Regions from separate parts of the Homo sapiens genome. Here region 2 is linked to region 1. Evidence: read pairs that join two places in POLR2A ChIA-PET (ENCODE). Cell type or tissue: A673. All regions are shown on one strand.

Region 1 (2,500 bases):
GCTTGGAACTTGGGAGACTCCATAGACACGAATTAACTTGCTTTAGTCTGCTTTCCTCTTGTCTCTTCCTATTTAGCAGAGTTCCCAGCTCCTGATCACTTCGGCTGTCACATACTTCTTACCACTTTTGTTAAACACTCTTTCCTCCTTATGCTGGAATCTCAACACTGGAAGCATAGGTGAAACCTATAGATAGATAATTGATTATTCCTGCCCCGCAACAATAAGAATAAATGCTAGAAGCAATGGGATTAATAAGGAGTGGAAGATACAATTCATTGAGCTTTACGCTTATAATTTATTCTCCTTTTTGGGTGTACTTTAATCAATGAGCATATGGATTGAAGTTAGTTTATTAACTATTATTTTGTTAGTTCGTTTTTAAGGCAGTGAACAGACTGTTAACAACAGGACTGAGCTCTGGGCTAGGAGGCAGTGATTCACTGGAAAGATCAGAGCCTGTCTGAGAAACAGGGCAGTAAACAGAAAGCTCAGTGATGTATGAGTGCTGAAGACTTTTTTGTTAAGATGCACAGGTGAGACATTTTTCTTCATTGCTCTTCATTCTTTGAGCCTACCTAACATGATAAAGGCAGGGGTCTTGATAATCCTCAGAGAAGAGAGCAGGCCAGTTGCCATGGTGTCTTCTGGCTTGAGGCACAAACAGTTCTCAGGGGTGGGTTTTCTCATTAATGGGCTGGCGGGTCAAGGTGCTGTGGATTTGATGCTATCCCGTGCAATGTTCGCAACCCTCCTGTGGAGGAAGTATTAGGCCTCTCTATACAGAGGAAGAAAGGGAGACAGAGGGGACAAAGTAACTAGCAAATGTCAAACGGCTGTGAATGACAGGACTTGAATGAGGTCCATCATTTCTAAGCCCAGAAGCTTCACTCCATTGTCACACTGCCTTCACCGGATCCCACGACTTCTTGTGGTTCCCTTATTCATCGTTGATTCATTTCATCCACCACTGTAGTCTCCTTGCCCTCTAGAAGGTCACAATCTGGTACCTGACAGTAGTGAGTCAAGCAACCAGCTCGGGTGGGGGAGGCTGAGACCCCACAGCATGCTGGGAGTGCTGGCTGCGGCACCAAAACACTTATCCATGCTGGTTTTATTTCTTCCAGGAGGAAGACAGAGAATCTAGGAAGGTGCCAGGGATGATTTCTCATCCCAAAGCCCTGGGAGAAATCCCATCTCTGGGCAAGAAGAGAATCTGAACGCAAATGGATGAAGATGCTAATGAGGCTCAGATGATGAGAGCACACTAGGCTCACAGCATGCTGACAAATCCAGAAACAGGCTATGCTTCCCTCCCGCCTTCCTAAGACTTCAGCTAAGACACTGCACATGCCCGTCCCTCTGCAGGAAGGCCATCCACAGTTATATCTTGCTTTAAAAAAGCAAAACTTTGAAAAATAAAATGTACAAAATTGGGTAGTTATTTGCATTATAAAGCAATTTCATTTATTTAAACAGTCTACTGAGCTCATATAGGGCATGATTTGGGCTATAGAAATTCAGTTAGAATTGAGATTTACACCAAAAAGTTGACTATGAAAGGCCTAGTTTTATCCCCTGAATTGGAAGCTTGTGGTGAGAGAATGCAACATAAACACAAACTATTGGAAATATTTGCAACTGAGGTGCAAAGACAATACATGTCTTATTGCTCTGCTGCACACTGGGGCTAACGAACTTTCTAAACCTGCCTTGATATCCTCTCTTGACCAAAAAACAGTGACATTTTCACCTCCTGCCATGTCACCCCCAAAATCTGAGGCAGCCAGCAACATTATCCACATTGGGGCGGTGGGGAAGCAAGCCCCAGCCGATGGGGGCATACCTGGGTTATTGCCTCTGAACCGTGTCAGATAGCTGTTTAAATTTTTAAATCCACACTTAAACCTTGGGTCCTGGGTCGGCACTGGTTCAAAGCAAGGGCACAGAGGAATGATCTGAGCTGTTTGTTGCTGCTACTGCAGGAGGATCAGATGAACAGGTCACACCGTGCATCACACTGGTCATACAATCTCAGTAGGTGTTTATTCTGGGCTCTGTGTCACAGATGCTAACACTCACCACTTGGTATCGAGACTGGAAATAGCACGCCCTTTTTAGAACCCACAATGGCTCTCAAGAAGCTAGTCTCAGATAAAAACCTTGAGCCTCATCTTGGGGATTTGCCAGCGTCTGACCTGCAAACCTGTTTATCCACCCTTACAAAGAATTCTACTCATTTTCTGCTTTTATGCATTTACTCATCAGATATAGACTAAACTGCCAATTTATTCTTTGAAATTAAGCTTTTTCACCTCCACAATCCTACAAGGGTTTGACCCTCACGAGGACAATGACACCGTCTGTCTATTTTTATTTAACAGTTGTGTCTCCGGGCATAGCCCACTGCTAGAATTATGCCTCCTGTGACTTTGCTGCCAGTTGTCAGGACAAACTGTAAAGCCACAGTAATTCAAACGGTGTAGGACTGATGCACAAA
Region 2 (2,500 bases), 720 kb after region 1:
CAAAAAATTAGCCAGGCGTGGTGGCAGGCACCTGTAGTCCCAGCTACTCGGGAGGCTGAGGAAGGAGAATGGCGTGAACCCAGGAGGTAAAGCTTGCAGTGAGCCGAGATCCTGCCACTGCGCTCCAGCCTGGGAGAAAGAGCAAGACTCTGTCTCAAAAAAAAAAAAAAGCAACTACATATATTGTATTTATATGTATGTAGGACATACTTGCATACACTGTATACATATATGTATATTACTGTGTATGCAAATAAGTCCTACATACATATAAAAAACTATAATATATATCTGCTTTCATATATAGATGCACATGGAAATGCACTGAAATAGTTAATAGCATCTAAATCTTTTAGGGATGTCTACAGGCATTTTTAAAAATATCTCTTAAAAAATTCCAGTCTGACATATGTTTGGAAGTTGCCACTTCATCCTAACAATAAGAAAAAACCTGAACAAACTGAAAAATCAACAACTCTTTTTAGGTGAATCAGAGAAGTGAGGTCACAGAGCAAACCATTGACCCCAAAATTGGAGAGATGAACAGGCAGATATGGAGAATCATAACATACTGGAGCAGAAAACCCCATGGGAACCAGTACTCGGGTAGAAAAACCCGACTTGGCCGGGCACAGTGGCCATGCCTATAATCCCAGCACTTTGGGAGGCCGAGGTGAGAGCATCACTTGAGGTCAGGAGTTCAAGACCAGCCTGGCAAACATGGTGAAACCCGTCTCTACTAAAAATATAAAAATTAGCTGGGCATGGTGGCTTGCACCTGTAGTCCCAGCTACTCAGGAGGCTGAGGCAGGAGAATCACTTGAACCCAGGAGGTGGAGGTTGCCGAGATCACACCACTGCACTCCAGCTTGGGCAACAGAGTGAAACCCTGTCAAGATAGAAAGAAAGAGAGAGAGAGAAAGGAAGGAAGGAAGGAAGGAAGTAGGGAAGGAGGGAGGGAGGGAAGGAAGGAAGGAAGGAAGGAAGGAAGGAAGGAAGGAAGGAAGGAAGGAGGGAGGGAGGCAGGGAGGGAGGGTGGGAGGGAAGGAAGGAAGGGAGGGAGGGAGTGCAGGAAGGAAGGAAGGAAGGAAGGAAGGAAGGGAGGGAAGGAAGGAAGGAAAAGAAAGGGACCTAACCTATAAATGACAAATTGCTGGAGGCTCAGTATGAACAAGTCTGTCACACCAAAACTCCAGGGAGATGTAGTTATTGAGGGGCTTTCGTTAGTTTTAAGTCCAGGAGCTCAACCAGGTTCCCACAATGAAGACTGAAGAAAAATCTTATGTTTCCAGCAGGGGAAAGAGAAGAGAGGAAAAGTGGTTACTCTGAAGTACACCAAAGCATTATTTTCTTCTGAACAAGGTCTGCCTTCAAAAGAAACTATTAATATTTTAGGGTCACACCTGTAATCCCCACACTTGGGAGGCTGAGACAGGAGGACTCCTTGAGCCTGGGCAAGAAAGCGAGACCCTCATTTCTATTTTTAAAAAAAATTAAAAATTCATCAGGTTTGGCTGGGCACAGTGGCTCATGCCTGTAATCCAAACACTTTGAGAGGTCAAGGTGGGAAGTTTGCTTGAAACCAGGAGTTCAAGGCCAACCTGTCCAATATAGTGAGATTCTGTCTCATAAAGTGAGAGAGAGAGAGAGAGCAAGAGAGAGAGAGAGCAATACTATTTTACCAGAGCATAATTTATTGGGGTTTTGTCAGAGCCTAACCAACCTAGGGGAAGTGATATATCTGACTCCAGTCCCTTCCACCCATCCTGTCCTACCTAAAGCAGGGTGGAGCGGGAGGGGGGGAATTTAAAGGCACCTGTGAAGTGCATAGTCAAGGGACACAAGCTCACTAAAACCCCTCATCATAGGACTATAGAATGTTTCCCCTCCCCTACTCCTTATCACCGCATCACTAAACGTCTATTTACCAGAGTTCCTTTCTACAGTACATAATGTCTAGCTTTTAACAAAAAGTGAAAGGCATACTGAAAGAAAAATAACAGTTTGAAGAAATAGAGCTGAGATGCCGGAATTATCAGATCATGAATTTAAAACAACTATAATTAACACGGTAAGGACTCCAGTGGAAAAAAGTAAACATGCAAGAACAGATGGGCAATGTAAGTAGAGAGATGAAAATTCTAAGGTCAAAAAGAAATGCAATATATCAAAAAACACTGTAAGAGAAATGAAGAAAGCCTTTGGATGGGCTCATTAGATTAGACATGGCTGGGGAAATTATCTCCAAGCTTGAGGATATGTCCATAGAAACATCTAAAACTAAAAAGCAAAGAGAAAAAATACTGAAAAATAGAATAGAATATCCAAGAACTGTGAGACAAATACAGAAGGTGTAACATAAATATTGTGAATATCAGGAAAAGAAGAAATAGAGAAAAAAACAGAAGAAATATTTAAAGCAATAATAACAGAATTTCCCAAAAAATAAATGTGAGACACCAAATCGCAGATCCACGAGATTTAAAGAACACCAGGAAGA

The links. Peaks named below come from ENCODE experiments on the same cell type or tissue, not always from the same donor. Only the 100,000 strongest peaks of a DNase experiment are listed, where the experiment ranks them.
Region 2: POLR2A ChIA-PET joins it to region 1 with 8 read pairs; 1 of 35 experiments calls an interaction of 5 or more read pairs at or near these places.

What each region holds. Positions count from the first base shown.
Region 1 is chr15:91,801,934-91,804,433 of GRCh38, reverse strand. LOC105370974 (a long non-coding RNA gene) reads left to right here and starts at 418. Exons shown (of 2, transcript XR_007064765.1): 1 at 418-536; 2 at 1,128-1,437. In A673, no CTCF peak of the experiment used is centred here; no DNase peak of the experiment used is centred here; H3K27ac peaks cover 1,448 bases.
Region 2 is chr15:91,079,694-91,082,193 of GRCh38, reverse strand. No RefSeq gene overlaps it. Among named protein-coding and RNA genes, the nearest start is that of SV2B, 19 kb to the left of the region's middle. In A673, no CTCF peak of the experiment used is centred here; a DNase peak (open chromatin) is centred at 1,183; H3K27ac peaks cover 903 bases.